2 separate regions of the Homo sapiens genome follow, and region 1 is linked to region 2. Evidence: chromatin loops called from intact Hi-C (ENCODE). Cell type or tissue: Calu3. All regions are shown on one strand. Links, peaks and the distances in the headings refer to the core of each region. The heading gives the core; the rest is flanking DNA.

Region 1 (10,074 bases), core at 3,134-8,133, 130 kb before region 2:
GGGGAGGTCAATGCCAGGCCCATACTTGGTTTGAAGAGACATTGTCATAGTTTTCTTTTTTGTCACTGGGGTGTATCTCCCTCTCATATTTCCCTAATATGCTTTTCAACTTAGGAAAAATAAAAAAAAGGAAGAGAATAATAATAGAAAAAAGCACTGGACCCCTGTTGGGTCACATGGCCATCTCTGCATTCACCACTGTGGCTCAGGGTTCCTGTGACAGGAGAAACTGAATAGAAACACTCTCCTCTGCCCTTATCAGTGATTCAAGGTTGGAGAGGTAGAAAAGCCATTTCCCCAAATTGGAGCCTGCTATTTAATGCAGATTAAGCAATGGTTATTAATCAGAAAATCAGAATTGATTGAATTGGTTATCAGATTTTTTTGTGCCCTAAAACCAGTGACCAAATATTGACTTACTGTATCAGAGATACTTCAAATGTAGAATATTGTAAATAAACGTCAAAATGGTGCAGTGGAGGAAGTGGGCATCTCAGACTTTTGCACCGAAGAGCTCTGTTGCCTTTGGTAAATCACTTAAATGACTTACCTCTGGGTCTCTGTCTGTGAAGTGAGCATAAATGACTTCATTATAGTTTTGTTTTAAGGACTGGAGAGGAGAAAACATGTCTGCAAATTGCCTCTGGTGTCGAGTACACAGTAATCACTTAGATGGTGGTGACCGGTGTTGTTATTTGCTGCTGCTGCAGAATTTTGCAGTGGAAGCACTTTTTGGGGGCCTTCTTATAGCAATGCATATTCCATCTGAACACTCTGCCAAGACTATAAAAGTTCTTCATCCCTGCTGGTAGCACAAAGGCAAATGTTCCACAATATACAAAATACACGTTTATTTTGTTTCTATTATCTTCCCATCTAGGTTCCTACTTTCTTCTTTCTTTCCCCCTCCCTATTCTTTCATTTCCATCTTAAGTTGATTTTCCCCATCTATCTTCCATCTCTGAGTGCCTAGTGCTGACCCTCTGCCCACCCAGGGACTTTGATGTTTCTTCAAACTTGTGGGCTCAGTTCATCAGAGAATGTGAGGCCCATTGAGCTTCTAGTGGCATGACCAGATCACTAATAACAAAGTTTCAATCCTGACACCGATTGCTCTGGGATGAGAGAAGAAAAATGCTAATTATATGGAAAAGAGTTGTATACTAAACGTGACCATTTGCTCCTACAAATCACACTGACAAATTGCTATAGGTAGAGTTCACAGCAAACAGTTTTAAACAGGAAAGGTGTATTTGTATTCTGCGCAATGAGGTCTCTGTGAAAGGGGGGGCGTGGATTCAAGATCCGAATTTTTCATTCTTATGTGTGTCTGTGGTGATGGTGGTGGGGGAGGGGATGGCAGACCAAATTCCACTGTGCCTTTCACATTTGGATGGTATTAGCATATTTTAAAGCATCTTCCTTTTTAATAAGCAGTATGTGTTCTGGAAATGCCAACTCATATTAAAATATAATTAGCAAAGTAATCTTCTTCTCTTCATAAAGATAATGCATTTTAAATTCAATATACACATTTTGCTACTTGCATCATGCAATCCATTTTATTTTCTGGTCATACACGTTGGTAGACCAGGTCAATAGATTAACAGAAAACCAATATAAATAGCGTCCACTTGAGATATCATGGATTGCTGTACAACAAAATATAGCTTCCCTTTAGCTTTGAACTTCACCATAATTTCACCTCATCAACAAATACATCCTACTCTCAGCTTCAGAATGCACTTAATTCTAGATTACTCTCCAATATTTTCTCGACTTAGTATGTTGTTTTTTGTTCTTAGTTCCTTTTTCTGTGTATTGACAATTTTTTATTATTTTCAATATGTTAATCCTCCTTAATAAAAGCCATTTATGCAATTCTCTTAGCAGAGTAACTTGTTAAGTACTTTTTTTGATGATGGTGATGTTGGTATAAAAATACCCCACATTATATAATTGAGAGTGATTGACAGTGATTTATGCATTTGTAACACCTTAAGACTTTGCCATTAACAAGTGTCATCCATGTCAAAACATAAAAAGGCAATTACTTTGTGGAAAGAGATGTTACCCAAGTAATTCCTGAGAAGTGTATGTTACTTCCAGTAGAAATGAAATTACATGTCATGGCCAATGAGAGCACTTCTTGCAGTCATCAATGCATAATCTTAATCTTAATGAGGTTCCAATCACATTTGCCTGTCATAGGCTTTTAAACATCTCCTAGGTCTGTTACTTGGTTCCATTAATTAGTATGTATATTTTCAGGAGCCTAAAATAGATATCATATTAAGCAAAAGATTTTGAGATCTGGTTCTTGACATCTTGTTTGGTTTTTATACTATTCATAGGCAAGAGCAGCTTCAGCATTAGTTAAACAGCCTTCCTTATTCTGGTAAGACAGAGAACATATGTTACAGGCATTCAGCCACTCTACAAGAGAGCCTTATTAACATTTTATTTTTTCTTTTTTTTTTAGGTTTTACTAGGCATGAAAAGAGAATTGTCTTAGAGATCCACAATGTACATTTTTGGTATTTTGGAGAGGAGCTGGAGAGGTGTGGAAAGACTGCTACCGACATTGGTGAATTCTATCAGTTCTCTGGGTGATGGGTCACAATTAAAAGCCAGCTTTATAATCTCTAAAGACAGCAATATGCTAATTCTACTAGAAAAGTTAATAGCTATTTTGTAGGCAGTGACGATCAAAGAGTATGTTTCTATTTGATTTTGCAGGAAAGACGCCTTGGAAATTAAAAACAGCTCACCTTGAACAGCTCAGACTTTAAAAGTCTGACTCTGAGCCTTTGTATTCCAATGACATATTTCACTTTTAAATTTGGCTAAGCATAAAGCAGATGAGTGACAAATATGTGGTGGAAACATGTCACTATAGGTCATGTCTCAATGGTGTTTTTCAACAGCTAGTAAATGTAATATCCCTTTGTACAATTTCTGAAGCATTCAAGTGACAATAGTAACATAAAGTTCATCTGAGTCATGTAACATATTGCAGATATTAAAATCAGCTTATCTTTATTTAAAACAAAAGTGTTTTGAGACATGCTTTCAAATGGCTGTCAAATATTAACTTTGTACTTTTTATTTCAACAGTTATAAATAGCACTCTAAATAATCCATGGCTCTCAGTGCCATATTAGCATCTTCTATCAAGGTTTTATGCAAATATCTAGTTAATGAAGGAACCATTATTGTAACAATGTTGAAGAAATATTATTTGATGATAGTGATAACTCTTACAAAAGTAGTTTTATTTGAAACATGATACAAAATGAGGTTCCAGAATATATAACTAAAAAATAGCAATAGTTTCAGGATCCTGAATATTTACTTCTCTATATTGGGAAATTTTAATTCTATACATCATAGTTGTATTTTCCACAATCAACACTATGAGGAAATGTATATGAGTAAGATCAACAAAAAAAAGTAAGCATAACTTCCAACATAGTGCAAGTGTGTATTCTTCTTAGAGTAAACTTTTTTATTATCTTGACTTATAGATTTAGATAGTGAAATTTAAAAAGTTATATTGATATATTAAAATCTATTAGAGGGACTGAATTCAGAAATATAGTTAATGAAATAAATAAGATGAAGGTGCTTCATAAACTTAAGTGCTGAATAAGCACTGAAAGCTGTAAATAGCTCAAATCATCCTCCTAGCTCAGGGATACTTCTGTTGGAACAGACCAGTTAAAACTGAGGATTCTGTGACTATAATTAGTAAAATATTGTCTTCTTATCCTGAAAATTCAAACAAAATCAACTATTTGGATCGACTCCTTTCCAGCCCATGATATCTAGCCATTTCAGCAATCATCTGAGAACCCTATCTGGAATTCCATCACAAATAATGCTCTGTAAAGCAATTCTAGGGACAAAATTCAAAATACTCAAGTTTAGATGATTAAAGTCAAGATTTTGTTCTTCGGTTCAAAGATTAGTTGTACACATAGTTTGCATTTCAAATGACTACAGTGAGAATGATATTATGATAATGGCAGCCTGGAATGGAGTTGCTAATTACAGAAACTCATTTTAGAGGATCCAAATACCTCTTATTCATGAGTCTTATCTGGCCTGAATAAAGATAGTCTATGATGTAGTATTAGTTACCCTGGGAATAATCAATATTTTAATACATTTTAAAACATTAAAAATGTTCAAGTGGCTCTTTTGGAGGAGTAAGTTAGCATTTTTTATTGTTGACTGCTGTTTGAGTCCTTGTGCTCCGGGTGTTAAATAAAATGTTCTGTTACTGAGGAAAATTAAACAGAATAAAGATAAAAAGCTTTAATATAGGGAGTATCCAATTTAAGCATAGGTTATTTAAGTTGGTTTACTGGAACTTGGAGACTGTTTTCTAATAAAAGTTATACTCTGAATATTAAGAAAGAGAATAAAACTAGTACACACACACACACACACGCACACACACACACCCTATCCCAATTTTCCCTGTAGTAGAGCATATACAAAGGGGAAAAAAAAGACAGAGAAGAAAATGTCTCTGTGTACCTTAAATCCTGGCACTGAGAAGTACTGGTATATTTAGAAGACGCCATCAGTTTTATGAGGAATGAGAGGGAAATTTTAAATTCCTTGAAGGGCTTAAAATATACTGTATGGTTTTTCATTTTTTTTTTTCTTGATGCATCTTGTTAGTAATACTAATATTGTGTTTTATCTTTAATCAGCTATGCCTTTTTTTTTTTTTTTTTTTTTTTTTTTGAGACGCAGTCTCGCTCTGTCGCCCAGGCTGGAGTGCAATGGCATGATCTTGGCTCACTGCCACCTCCGCTTCCCGGGTTCAAGCGATTCTCCTGTCTCATCCTCCCGAGTGGCTGGGATTACAGGCGCCCGCCACCACACCGGTAATTTTTGTATTTTTAGTGGAGACGGGGTTTCACCATATTGGCCATGTTGGTCTAGAACTCCTGACCTCGGATGATCCGCCCACCTCGGCCTCCCAACCTGCTGGGATTACAAGCATGAGTCACCGCGCCCGGCCCATTTTTGGTTTTCAAGTGAAAGCTGGTGAGGTTAGGAGACTGATAATGCAGTTAATATTAAGAGGAAAAGAAACGTTTTGTTAGGCAAGGGGCAGCACCAAGAGAAAGGAAGAACTAAAGGGATTTACAAAGAAGTGTATCTCTGGATAAAACAAAGACTTATTGTATTGGAATTAACAAAATTATGGGTAATACATAACAAACAAACAGAAACCAACACATAAATAAAGGAAGCTGTGCCTGTGCATACGTTTCTCAGATGAAATATGGGGTCATCCATTCTCATAACCAACCACCAGGTGGGGCCAAAGCCCCACCACAAAGGGATGGAAGATGGCAATCAGCATGGAACAGTGGCTACCTAGAAGACTCTTAAGTTTTTTTTTTCTCTTGAAAGAATATGAGATTGATGAGCCAGTATTTATGATTGTTTTTTCATGTCTAACTGACTCCCTTTGTTCATATTTTAAAACATTAGGATCTGAAAATGGAAGTGGATATTAGCTGTAATATGAAAGAATACAAATTTTAAAAGATACCTTATACTTTCCATTATCATTAAGATTTCAAGGCCTCAAAGAAGATAAAAATGTTATTGCATCATTGCTTTTCATATTTGAAATGATTTTGGCATTGACAGCCCTTGTCTAAGAAAAATGGCCAATCACCATGCATCCTTCTTGCAAAAGATTTCATGTACAGCTGCTTGTAATTGAAAACAAAGTGTTAAAACAAGCGGTTTAAAATATAACTAACATATTTCAGATCACTTTAAAACATTTTGGGGTGCACCCAAATAGCACTGATTATATAAAAAGGATTTTGCACTTTACTAATAATAAATAGTTGTGTGCTTTTTCAAATTCGAAAGTAGTATAGGAAGTTAACGCCATCTATTTTTTAGGATACAGTGCGATGCTATCATTTTTGACATTAAGCACTATGATTAGTCCAAAATAGTTTTCTTTAGAAGTGATCTGATCAAATACATGTTAACATTACCATGTAAATGGTGAGTAGTTAAGTTTGTTATTAGTAAATGGGAAGCCTACCACTGCACACACATAACACTTCTCCTGCAATCTTATCTATTTTAAATGTATTATTTAACATAATTGTATAAAGACAAATTTAATCTTAATGTGTCAGAAAGTATTATCATCTTGCAAGCAGTCCTCCAAGGTTAATAATATCTGGGAATATAAAGTGTTTTTGACTGTAAGATTAGTCTTCTTATTTGAAAAAGGCTTTAAATTTCATTTCAAAGGAGATTTCACGCCCCATGAAATTTAAACTATGACATTTAGAAAACACTCACTTGATTATAATGCACTGAAAAATTATAGTGCAAATGCTTCTTGTTCCTATCCATCAAAACTGTTGTTAAAAATGTAAAGGGAGCTTTCTTAGGTAAAAATTATGTGATATGCTGGGGAAAAAAATGAATGCCTCCAACTGTTCATCCTGAAGTCAGGTAATTACTGCTTCAATTATGTTATTGAGTGCTTTGAAATTAGGTCCTACAGTAGGTTTCAGTAGAGTTTATGTTGAGATAACCTTTTGTTCATTGAATTTTCTGTTTATCCAAATGTTGTATGAAGGGTTCCACAGGCCTTAAACATAAGTTTTAAGGAAATCTTTTTAAAGTACTCTTCATATTTCTTCTGTGTCATAAACTAATGCTGAGATCATAAGGTGCAAAAATGTGGTACTTTTAAATACTAATGCAAATACATCATTTATTATCACATAGCATTTTTAGATATTCTGGCTAGAGCTCAACTTTTATTTGTGTCTTCTTTTCAAAACAGACTAGTTTTGAACCATATCAAAAAATCTAAGAAATTAAGATTCCTACAAAATTTAATGCATGATGATAATACTTTCATTCTTCAGTTTTAGATCATGTTTATCATAACCCCAAATTATGCCTTAATGTCTATTTTGCTTTCTTAAAAATCAGAAGCTGACTTAATCCATCAAAATTTCTAAGAAGATCCTAAGAAATACAAACCACACTGTGAGTAGCAATGGTCCTTAGCAGAAACTCAACACATGTTAGTTGAATGACTGCATTGGTGTGTCAATATGTGGCAGAAATTATGTAAATTATACCTACTGTAGTGTCAAATAATAATGACTAAAATCACATTCTGACAAAGAATATGTGTGCTTATATTTCACATCTGTAAAAATCTCATTATATTAAATAAGACCAGCTCTTTTAAAAATAAATATAAACAAATAAAACAAAAGATGAAGTATACACTTTGTGGTCTAAGTTGAAAAGAGTTGGAAATAAATCATAGGAGAAAGATAAGGTATCAAAATGTCATCTTTATTACTTTTTTGTTTTTTTTTTTTTTTTTTTGAGATGGAGGCTGGCTCTGTCACCCAGGCTGGGGTTTGGTGGTGAGATCTCAGCTCACTGCAACCTCTGCCTCACGGGTTCAAGGGATTCTCCCACCTCAGCCTGTAGTTGGGACTACATGTACGTGCCACCATGCCTGGCTAATTTTTGTATTTTTAGTGGAGATGGAGTTTCACCATGTTGGCTGGGCTGCTTTTGAACTCCTGACATCAAGTGATCCACCTGCCTCCCAAAGTGATGGGATTACAGGCATGAGCCATGGAGCCCAGCCATCTTTATGACTTTTGAAGCCCATTGGTTAATGATGAAAAATGTTTGCTAATCTCTGCACTCCGCACTGGCCTATCGTATTATCAGGAAGAGCTGGGTAACAATAAGCCCCATACCCTGCACCTATGAGCCTACAAAAAAAATGTTCACTTGGTGCTGAACAAATCAGAGGAGAAAATAAGTCTTCAAGAAGTAGCCACAATTAGATTGTTCTTGTGCAGTTTTGTAGCCCAGATTTATATCAACTGTGTTGCACAAAAATCCTGGATTGGAGCCATGAAGTTATTTTGAAAACAATCCCAGACTTGTAGTTTCACTAGGCTGTGGGGAAGCAAATGGGAATCCGATCTGAAAGACGTTATTCTTTTAGTCTAGGTATCAAAAATTCCCCACAAAGAATTATTTTCAACCAAAATAAGCAGGGTTGGTCAAACACACACACACACACACACACACACACACACGTACAATGAGAGAATTGGCAGGAAAAAAGGAAAGCCAAAGTAGATCCCAAAATAATATATTAGAATTATGAGACACTGATTAGAAAATAATTATTGTTTCTATACTTAAAGAAATAAAAAGTATATATATATATACATCTGAAGAGAAAATAATAATATAAAATTGATGAAGCAGATTTGAAAAGGTAGCATATATACCTTTTAGAATTAAATATTACAATAACAAATATTGAAAACTTAATACATGGATTTAAACACTAATTACATACAGATGTAGACAGAATTAGATAGAAGAAACATCAGAAGAAATTACCCAGAGCACACTTCACAGAGAGACAGGTTAAATGGTATAAGAGGTTTAACTGGGTCATAATTAGAAGAAGAAAGAGTGAATGCTCTCTCACAGCTGGTGACTTTCCAGAACTGGTAAGACACCAATCCATAGACTCAAGAAGCTCAGTGAATCTCAGAAAGTATGAGCAAAGACAGCTACATTTAGACACATTATAATGAAATTGAAGAGCACCAAAGGAAAAAAAACTTAGAAGTCACCCAAGGTAGGAAAAAAGTATATTACCTCCAAGGATTTCTAAATAGATCGATGGCTATCTTGTCATCAGCGATAATGACAACTAGAAGAGAGTGGGTTGAAATTTTAGTATACTGAAGAAAAAAAAATCTTGCAATCCATTAATTCACAGCAAAAAAAAATCTTTCAAGAATAAAAATGTTTTCAGATAAAAAAACTGACAGGATTTTCAATTGATAGATATTTGCTACAGGAAACAGAACAGGTAGGAGTTCTACAAAGCAGCAATAAAAAATCAAAGTGGCCCCATATTTTGGTAAATCAGAATGATTATTGACTGTAAATATAAATCATAGTAATAATGTCATGGTGGATTACACTGATAAAAATTAAAACTTATGACAGCAATAATATATAGGTTGGAGTGGGAATAAGTGGACATAAAGTCAAGTCCTTGTTTTTTCCAGGAAGAGACAAATTGTTTATTGATTCATATTAGAAAAATAAACATGCATGTGATAACTTATAAGTAAATTAGTAAAAGGAATAAACAGACTATGTAACTTCCAAATTATTGGAGGAAAAACAGAAAGATGAAACATATTCATTAATCCAAAAGAAGGAAAAAAGGGATCAAAAGAGCAACATACAAAAAGCAGTAAGATGCTGCTAGATGATAAACTTAAATACAAACAGATTGGTAAATACATTAAAGGTAAATTGTCTAGTTGGCTGAATTTAGAAAGATTGTCAAGTAAAACCATCTGAATGAAAAACATTATGAAAGACACATCTAAATGATAAAGCTGTGTGAAAAGCTATATATAAATATAAGAGTTAAAAGCAAAAGGGTAGAAAAGACAACCATACAAATAATATCCAAATGAAACCTGGTGTATTTATTTGTATATCATACAAAATAGAATTTAAGGTCCACAGTATTACTCAGGATAAAAATGGCCATTTTATAGTAGTAACAGTTTCAGTTTCTCAGGAACATAAATAATTGTGAATTTGGACATATCTACAAACTTAGTTTCAAAATACATCAAGCAAATATAGTCAGAAACAAAGGGGAAATTAACAAATTGACAATCATAGTAGTAGAATTTAACAATTATGTCTCATTAATTGATAGAAGGCACGCGAAACCAGTAAAAAAAAATAGATTTATAAGATGGAATTAACAAATCTGATCTAATAGACGCATACAGAACATCACATCACATAACTATACAATGCACCTTCTTTTCAGAAACACAGAGAATATTTATAAAAGTTGCCTATAGAAAACTTGACCGTACTGCCAGTTTCCACACATTTAAAAAGATTGCTATCCTAACAACTGGAGGATTAACCTAGAATTCAATGATCAATCAATAATACAATATAACATTTCCA
Region 2 (10,074 bases), core at 2,701-7,700:
GCTTCCCAGATGAGGGGACACCCACCCTGCTTCAGCTCACCCTCCGTGGGATGCACCCACTGTTTAACCAGTCCCAGTGAGATGAGCTAGGTACCTCAGTTGGTAATGCAGAAATGACCCACCTTCTGTGTTGATCTCCCTAGGAGCTGCAAACCAGAGCTGTTCCTATTCAACCATCTTGCCCACCTAGCAAGACAGGCCAAGATTCAAATTCAAAAATTACAGAGAATACCACAAAGATAATCCTCAAGAAGAGCAACCCCAAGACACATAATTGTCTGATTCACAAAGATTGAAATGAAGGAAAAAATGTTAAGGGCAGCCAGAGAGAAAGGTTGAGTTACCCATAAAGGGAAGCCCATCAGACTGACAGCAGATCTCTCTACAGAAACCCTACAAGCCAGAAGAGACTGGGGGCCAATATTCAATATTCTTAAAGAAAAGAATTTTCAACCCAACATTTCGTATCCACCCAAACTAAGCTTGAACCAGGTTTTCTCTCTGGTTGTAGTACACTCTTGCTGTCTGTCTTTCTTGCCTTCTTTCTGCACATTTTCCTTTTAGGAAATCAAGACATATTTCACTTCCTTGAAGGGGTTTGAGATTGATAAAAAGAAATGTGAAGAGAAAGAAGATAATTTTTTTCTTTTTCTGGTCCATATAAAGATGATGCTCTAACCCTCCTCCCTTACAAGCATGTGTACCTATCAAAAGAAAACTTAGAAATTTGAATCTTGAGTTTACATTTAAGTCATAGCACGGAGAGGATTGAGAATGTGGCACAATGGAATTCTCATCCCTACTATTTCTAAATCACTCAGCAAACTGAAGCTAGGTCTCTTTGCATGGTTTCCAGAGGCGTCATGATGGAATGGATACAGAAAATGGACAAAATACTCAAAATTTATGTCTTGGTTCTCACCACTCACTCATGGTTGAGACTCATTGTCTACCTGTGCAGATACGGCATTGATGGAGGCTGGTGTGTAAGTGAAAAAGCCACAAATAATGATACTTCCCTGTTGAGTTCTATTAATACACAGTCAATCTGTAAGTTATTCAGTAACACCACTGAGGGAGCAAAAATGTAGCTGAGACAAGAGCTTTTATGCCTCCCACTAAGCTGCACTTTCAAGGGGGCAAGGTAACCCTGAAGGTGGAGTAGGAAATTAGACATTTTAACTGAGGAACCATGCAGATTGTGCCCAAGAGTCAGAGAAGTACATTTTCTGCTAATAAAGAAATGGAGACAATGAATTAGGGAAAACAACTGTGATCCTGGGAGCTAATAAAATCACAGACTGCCAGTGCTAAGACAACATCCCACATCTTTCAACAGCCTCTAAATTCATCAGCAGGAGGCCACACCAGGTACACAGGATGAGCAAAGCCAGAGACTTACACTCAGAAAATGAACTGTGACCACATTTTCTTCTTGAAATTAGATGCCATATTAGGGAGTAAGAAAAGTTAGGGAGAAACAACCCTGATAAGAACTTGAATTTTAAATGGTTTGAATACTAATACAAAAGAGATTAAGTTAAACATTTTTTTAAACAATGATTTTCACTTTGTCTTATCTTTCTTATAGGTTGGTGGCCTCTGATGAAGGTATTCCAAATATAGACATTAAAAAAAAAAACTTTTGTGTTAGTGATTTTAGTTGCTCGATCCTGCTATGTTAGGTAGGAACTCAACAAATGTAGGAAAAATTGAAGAAATGATGTGTGTCCTCATTTATATATTATTCCTCATTTTCTCTTGAGCACCTCTTTCAGGATTCAATTTCCTTTTTAAATTTTAAGATTTCTCTAGACCAATGACTTCTAGAGATCAGCTGCGACATTAAGTTGTAATACTGTTAATATTAACTAAACATGCTTGTGAAAAGTCTAGCCAAGCAAAACTCACTTACCTAAGAGCTGGAGTAAGTTCCCAGTTTATACTTGTTAAAGTCAAGTGGCTATTAAGAAATCAGGAGTTAATCCAAATGACTATGTCATCATTTTAGGACCTACTGGCTCCTCAGTTGCCAAATATATTCATGTTCTTTCTATTGAGAGACACATTACTTCATCAACATAATTCCCATGTCTTGTTCCAGGCTTAGGACCAAGCCTGACTTTAGTTAAGAGGGATTTAAGATGCTCCAACAATCAGGAGACTCAGGAGTAAGTTAGTCTTTCCACTACACTAATTCCAACTCTGTCTCCAGTTTTACATCTCTTGTGACCTTTACTCGGACTAAGTTCTCCTTCCACATCCTCTTTCCGTTATTTTGAGTGTCCAAACTCCTGCTTTTGCTATCTAATTAGTACCAGAGTCTTCTAAGGCTGGATTTCTGTTTTGCTCTTATTTGTCTCTCCTTCTAAGAATTGGCTAATTCTTCCTGAATGCTGGCTCTGTAACTGGGATGGAAAATTGTGACAGATTTATCATCTGCTCCACTGAGTTTCAGAGTACTGCCTGTAGAGGCACCTTCATTACATTGTGTTGGGCAGTCAGGAGGCCAAATGTTTTCCTGCATTACCATCTGTTGTCTGTATTCTTCCTACTGAGTTTTACTTCAACTCATCAGGTGTCATTGACTCTTTCTACCTAGAGCCGGTTCACAGTTCCAGGTACTTGCCTCTTCCTGTCTAGACTGCACCACTTGCTTTGGGACATAATGATTATTCATTTGGGAAAAAACTGTAGACCAACTAGGCTATATGCAGCTTTATCTAATGGAAAATCTGTCTCAAGCTGGCACATACAATGAGAAATGTATCAGTTTTCAAATTTTGAAGTGCAGGGATACATCGACTTCGAGGTTGAGATCAACTAATGTTTCCTTATTTATGCATGTAGTTATGGAGACATGCAGTGCCAAGGTACGATTTTAATACATCACTCAAGAATAAAAATCACATTTAGATTTACTGAATGAAATAAAGGTTTTAAAATACAAGAAGCCAAATTAATAGTAATATAAGCACAGTTTTTATTTATTACCTTGACTTGGGAAAGGGTGCTTTAAAGATAGCCAATAGAAAAGGATAGACTCAAGTAACTTTTCTTGGGAATATTTATTCAGAAGGTTTTCTGAAAGAAGATAGTATATTTTCCTTAGTTCTCAATCTACACAATTCTGTATTCAGGTACATTTCTTTGGATTCAGCATTTATTAGATTAATCCAGATCAGCTGGCTCTTTCTAAACAGGACTTTCCAGGATAAGCTTATTTTTGATAGAATTTATTTTTGCCTTATTCAATTTTACCTTTAAATGTACTGGTCTTAAGCCAAAATTAATATTTATTATATCATCATTATCTTGTTTTCCTGTTTTCTTCAATTATATGTACTTCTCTCAAAACACCCATTGCCCAGGTCCCGCCACATACATATATATTTTTATTTTATTTATTTATTTATTTATTTATTTATTTACTTATTTATTTATTTATTGAGACAGAGTCTCACTCTGTCACCCAGTTTGGACTGCAGTGGTGCAATCTCGGCTCACTGCAACCTCTGCCTCCCAGGTTCAGGTGATTCTCCAGCCTCAGCCTCCCAAGTAGCTACTACTACAGGCACACACCACCATGCCTGGCTTTTTTGTGTTTTCGGTAGAGACAGGGTTTCTCCATGTTAGCCAGGCCTGTCTCAAACTCCTGACCTCAAGTGATCCACCTGCCTTGGCCTCCCAAAGTGTTGGAATTACAGGCGTGAGCCACCGTACCCGGCCACACCACATAATTATTTAGATTAAAGGTCATTGTCATATTTTAATTTCGATATTTTGAAAATAATAACGTTGACCTTAATAGGAAGTTTTTTTTTTTTTATTTTATCGCAAAACTATTTATTAGGGGCTGGAGGCAAGGGCAAGAGACTTTCTATGAACCAGAGTCTTGAATAGTCTTATGTGCAAAAACCACTTTCATGTGTATCAGTTCTTGTGATCTTTATAACAATGCCATAAACTAAATTCTAAATTTGGAAGTTATGTTGTATGACAATGAGATATAATAAAAAATGTGCTGGAGTTGAATTATAACACATTCTCTTACATCTCTAATCTGTCTCTTACCTGCATGAAGACTTCAGATAATTTTCTTAATCAACTATGGCAGAGTTTCCTCAATCTAAAATGGGAATCAAAACAGATATTTTGTTCCATTTCTAGGAGTTGAGTGAATCAACTGAAATAATAAGACCTTAGTATCAAGGTATTCTACTAATGTAAATAAGAGCTTTACACTGACGGAGACCAGACATGCATGACTGAGGTAAATCAAGTATGTTTGCTTATTTAAAGGATGCAAGAAGAAGCCAGCTAGTTGGGATATAAAGCAGGAAAATCCACACTATTTTAAGTGATAGACAGAGGATTAAATTCATAGGCACCCTATAAAGCCCTCAGAAGTAAACACACAATTGCAAATGATAAGTCTAAGTGAACGACAACCATATCAGATCTTTTGAGAAAGCTCAAAGTCTTCCTTCTGTGGCCAGGCTTATATACAGATGGCTGCAGATATTCATTGCATCTACTGGGAGCCATCTTATTTTAGGCAGGTACACCTTACAGGTCTTGGTGTAATACAATAAACATTGTGAACACAGACTGGTTGACCACAGGGCAGTGCTCTCAGGAACAAATGGTCCTCATTTATCCCCCAGTATTCCTAGTACTCGCTTAAACTTAGAACTGCCAAATTAGAAATAGACTTAGTTACCAAGATGTCCTTACTCCACAGCCTCTTAGATTAGCCCCAGAATATATTTTTCAGTTCACCACGTTACTTAATATTTTCTGTGTATGTGGTCTTAACCAATCTAAAGAATTTGATGTTTAAACTTTCTTCTACACATCATGTTCTCTGTGTCAGGGAGTCAGATATCTAAATTAGGCCTCAAGGGTTTCAAGAAGCAATACGGGACAACTGTATCTAATATCCTGTTACCTAACTTACAAGATGACAGTTTCTTCTGAATTCTTGCCTATTATGACAATTAAAATACAGAACTTTTGGAATCTCCATAATTAGGTAGGCAGCCATTTTATCCTGTTCAGTTTATAATCAATTCCTGTTGTGCCAAATCACTAGAAATTGGAAGTTCATTGAAAATGCAAACGGTTGCATATCTATCCAGATAAGGCTGCAAGATGAAAGATATTATAGTGATTAACAGTATCTAAGTAACTGTACCGGAATTCTTGCTTCACATATAAGATACTTACATGTCTTGAAATCCCAGGGAGGAACCTCAGCTACGGTTCAAGTGAATGATCCCAATAACCAACGCTAGTTCATTTGGGAGAGAAGGAGAACTGTGCTTCTGGACGTTGTGAAGGACAGTACTTTTATTCCTCCAAGTGAAGTCATTCTCCCTCCTCCTCCATTCCCCAGTATAATGAAATTTCACAATATCTGTCAAAAATATTTTCACTAATTGATTTGAGTAGTAATTTTTGGTCAGGTCAGCTATAATGAGGAAGTAATACTCTAACTCCAGATTTAAGAGGGATCAGGGTCTTAAAAAAATTCTATATTGCTGATCAGATTAAGCCTATTGTGTATCAGTTGAGATCTAACCTCTTTCTCCAGGCTCTTTCCTTGAATAACTATGCACTGTAAAGTAATTACCATCATTGGTCAAACTAACCACGGTCAGTCAGGTCCTTCCACAAATAGGTATTTTACTTGAGTTGCTTTTGAGACAAAAAAAAATTAAAATTTTATAAATGTCTATATTATTTCCTATGTTTTATTTCATCTTAATAATCTAACCAAAGCTTTATATTTTTCTGATTTTTTTCAGGTAGTTCTAGAATACTGCTAAGGAAGGTACATGTTTGCACTGATTTGGGATGATCTATTTACTAGTAAACAAAGGTTGGAATATAATAAGGCAAGCCAGGCCACAGGACATCAATAGCAGAATTTTAGAGCTTCATTCACACTGCATTTCAAACACTTTTACCAGTACATTTTTAATAGTAATGGTAGAGGTGTCTACTACTTATTGAGTTCCTACTGTATCAGGTACTTAAATGTGCATAGTTACTCAAGGAAACGGCCTTGTAGGAAGAGGTTAGATCCTAACTGATACATAACATGCTTAATCCTATAAACAATAAAGGCATTCTAAAATAAATGATTCTTCGTATTCTTTTAAATTATCATGAAAACCCTACGAGTTATGTGTAAAATTATCCCCCCTTCCTTTCTATTTCCATCCCTTCTCTCTTATCCTTCCTTCCTTCCCTTACTCTTTTTCCATCTTTCTATCTCTCTCTCTCTTTTACATTTTAGTTGAGAAAATTTGGCCAATCTAGACATAGCATGTAAATAGATCTGATCTCTTTATACAACTGCTTTATGGAAACTGAGAGGCTTAAATATCACTATGTGAAGGACTATGGTAAAAGTGAAGTGGGTATCATTGAAAGGGTTCAAGATCTCCTTCCTGTGGGTGACTCTAGGAGCTAAAGTTAAAAATATTAGACTCATTAATAATCAAGGTGTATGTATAGATGATATGTATAATGATTGATATATATAGTTGTAAAGGAAAAATTCAGAGAAAATATATTTATATTGCTTTTTCACATTTTATTTTCAAGGGCATAAATTCTAATTAAGCTAAAATAAAATAAGTATTATAATTTCCACTTATAGTAATTATATCTTTGAGATTATTGTATTAATTCTAACAAAATGATCTATTTTTACTTATGATCAAGTTTAAGGTTCTATTAATGGCTAGTAAAGCAAGAAATCTAGCTTGTTCTTTCCTCTTTGAAAAATCAAATAAGGGGCATGAACTAAGTTACACTCATGAAAATATGTAATGCAGTAATAGTAATAAAAATGACATATTTTCAGTAAAGATAACCTTACTAAAATATTACAGGAAAAGAAATTAGTAAACAGAATGTAATTCCCTCCTGATATTGAATCCTTTACCTAGTAAAATGCCTAAAACATTGCCACAGAACATTAATACCCAGTTTTGACTGTTCCAAAAATTCTAAAAAACTACGGATCAAAACACTGCAGTCAGCCATCTGCAGCAGAGCCTTTAAAAGCCTCTTAAACTGGCAAGAGACCACATTAATCAATTTGTGATTTATATTGGACTTATAATTGATTTCATTTGAAATCATAAATATAGTTTCCATTAAAATAGACATACACTCCTAACACTGTAATAATGCACTATTCTGACAATATAGAATTGAAGTTCAAGTTCATAAATGAGAGAGCTGGGTTCAAGTAGCTGACAAAATGCAGAATGAGATTTGTAACTAGCTCTTGAAGGTAGGACCGTAAAGATGAATAGAGACAATTGAAAGTACTTTTGCATCCCAAATAAATTATTTTAAGTACAGTTCTGGAGGAGACTCTTTCTTAAATGATGGCTTTTATTATTTAAGCATGATTTGTAATATAATTCTCTTCCGTTAAACGTACCATTCCTCTTTTGGGGCCAGTATAGAGATGACACATTTGAAATAGTATTTTTATTGTCCTACATTGTAGCATTGTCTTCTGCTTCTACGTCTTAAATATTACCTGTAAACAATCCCAATGAACAGGTAATGAGTGAGCAAGTGGTGATATTAAATAACCAAACAGAATTGTATTACATTAGAGTAGAAAAAGTTAGATAGATAATCCAAAAAATAGTAAATTTCACATATTATCACATTATTATTCAATAGTATGATTGAATTGTACAAAACAGAATGTTGAAAAGGCTCAGAGTAACGAATATAGTCAAGAATATTTTTCAAAGAAGGATGATAAATCTAGGTAAAAATTGTGTACGGTTTCACTTCAAATTTTATTTCTAATCATCTTCTGACAGCATAAATGAAAAGACATTTTGAATACAGAGGTGATGATGGGGTCTCTTAATATTCAGAAAATTTCATATTTCTTCAGAATGTCTAGCAATGAAAATGTCTGAGCTGCTATTTCCATGTTAGATCAAGCAGCTGCTACAAGTTGGTTCCGGTGTTTTGAGAGCCCCGTTTCCCTACCCTTTAGTGAACATCCTCCATGTTAAGAGTCCTGGGATCTGAAGGCCCTCTCTCATCCATCTCATGGAAATCTTAGCCCTTCTCCCTTTCTCCCTTGAGCCCACGAGAAGCCCTTCTGACAAGGCACTGAGTCTCAGCTCTTCAGAGGGCACCCGGATCCCCTCTTACTTTGGCAGAATCCTCATTTCCTGTGCCAGTCCAAGCCTGACTCTCCTCTCATGTCCTGTTCCAAATCCAGCATAAGAGGACATCTGTAATGGCCACTACCAACGGAAGCCCTTGGCAAGTTCATTCAGCATAAAGGGGAGTGAGAGATGCTTATTCCACAGGTGTGTGTGTGTGCGCGTGTGTGTGTGTGTGTGTGTGTGCTTGAATGTGAGAGAGTTCCTCAGCATACCTTACCTCTTCTGAACTCCTAAGTAAATGAATTAATAGCATTTTTTTTTGTCTGAAATCAGTCACTAACTACTGTTTAAACATTTCTATGGGGACATGTACATTGTATTCCAAGAAAATAAAAAAGTATAAAAGTTAAATTGTGATGTTTTACTGCCTTGGTACATCGGTCTATAGATACTACAAATAGATTATCAATTACAAAAGAATTACAACATTTTAAACATACTTAATATGTAAGTGGATATTATAAATTTAATTTTCACTGATGCTCTTTAGGGTTATCATTAAAAGTATCATTTTTCAAGGAGGGGAGATATGTTATAACTCCTCCTACTACTACTACTATTATTATTATTATTATAGCAGTGTCATCTAGTGGAATGAGCATGAATGACAAAAATAACCTACATCACTGGTTTTCTGGGAGGAATAACTGAGTGAATGCACCTAAATTTCCTCTCACAGTTCCTGGTATATTTGTCAATGCTCATGATAGGTCTTTTTTTTTTTCTCGATGTGGACAATTATGGGTACTTTGGATTGTGCCATTCACTTATTTGCATATATTTTACATTTTCCAAAATAAATTATTTCTTCTGGTAATCAGTGAAAAATACTCAGTACAATGTCTGGCATGTAGTAAGCACTCCACAAACATCAGATATTGGTATTTATATTAATTATACATGTTATTTTCAATTTGCCTTCCTATCCAAGTCTAGGTTGTGAGCATTTTCTCACTTTACTAAAGATTCCTCAAAAATAATTTTACAGGTATATTAGAGATTTAATATTTCTTCTTTATTTCAATTTTTAAAATGCCACAATGAATGTTCTCATACATAAATCATTTTGTAGTGTTCTGAGTTTTATCCCTGAGGATAAAATTCCAAAAGTCAAATAGCTTTTTTAAAAATCATTCTTCCTCAGCATGAGAAATTCAGAAAGAATAGGAAATTTCTTCAATAAATTTTTATTTTCTGATAGTTGCTGAATATTGTATGTTTAAATTACATTTATACTCTAACTTCTTTCATTCTCATTTATCTGTTTCAAAATAGACCTCACAGTTTTCTTAGCAGTCTATATCTTTTAATTTTGGATAAACATGATTTGAGTAGCTTGTTAAAAAACAAACAAACAAAATTCCCCCAAAATCATGCACCCAAAATACAGTGTTTCAATTGAATATAAAAGCTATCTCTAAGCTCCTTGTCGGACTAAGAGAAGAAGGAAATATTATACTAAAATGTGATAAAGTGTTCAATAACAAAATAATATTAGGGTATTAGGGGAGACGATATTTTTACTGGGTTCAAGCTGCAGAGAATATTCTCATGTGGACAGTGCCATAGGCCGTGCCCAGACTGGCTGTGATCACTTCTCTCTAGACCTTCACACTATAGCTCGTGTGGCTGCACGGGCCCACAGGCTGGTCCTCCACACACAAGGTAGTTGCATTGTGATTGGCCACGCATGACTCCTAGTCATAGTTACATAATTTGTGGTCCATGAAGCATGAAATAACTGGAAGTAAAGTTAAAAGTTGTACCTGATATCTAAATCCTTTGATCCCAGTTGCTATGGCTTGCTAAAGGCTGGAGTTCCAAGTGACATGGTTGAAAGAAGCAAGGCAAG

What was found. A loop is a pair of places that touch in the nucleus more often than their neighbours do. Peaks named below come from ENCODE experiments on the same cell type or tissue, not always from the same donor. Only the 100,000 strongest peaks of a DNase experiment are listed, where the experiment ranks them.
Region 1: a loop joins it to region 2, with 4 times the contacts of the local background. A loop is called at or near these places in 10 of 110 quality-filtered maps.

The regions. Positions count from the first base shown.
Region 1 is chr13:91,012,796-91,022,869 of GRCh38, reverse strand. No RefSeq gene overlaps it. Among named protein-coding and RNA genes, the nearest start is that of LINC00380, 74 kb to the left of the region's middle. In Calu3, for the core only: no CTCF peak of the experiment used is centred there; DNase peaks (open chromatin) are centred at 5,009 and 5,329.
Region 2 is chr13:90,882,511-90,892,584 of GRCh38, reverse strand. LOC105370311 (a long non-coding RNA gene) reads right to left here. Exons shown (of 6, transcript XR_931637.2): 2 at 9,989-10,074; 3 at 7,466-7,567; 4 at 5,230-5,419; 5 at 4,075-4,129. LINC00410 (long intergenic non-protein coding RNA 410) reads left to right here. Exons shown (of 6, transcript NR_027039.1): 6 at 144-1,631. Among named protein-coding and RNA genes, the nearest start is that of LINC00410, 39 kb to the left of the region's middle. In Calu3, for the core only: no CTCF peak of the experiment used is centred there; no DNase peak of the experiment used is centred there.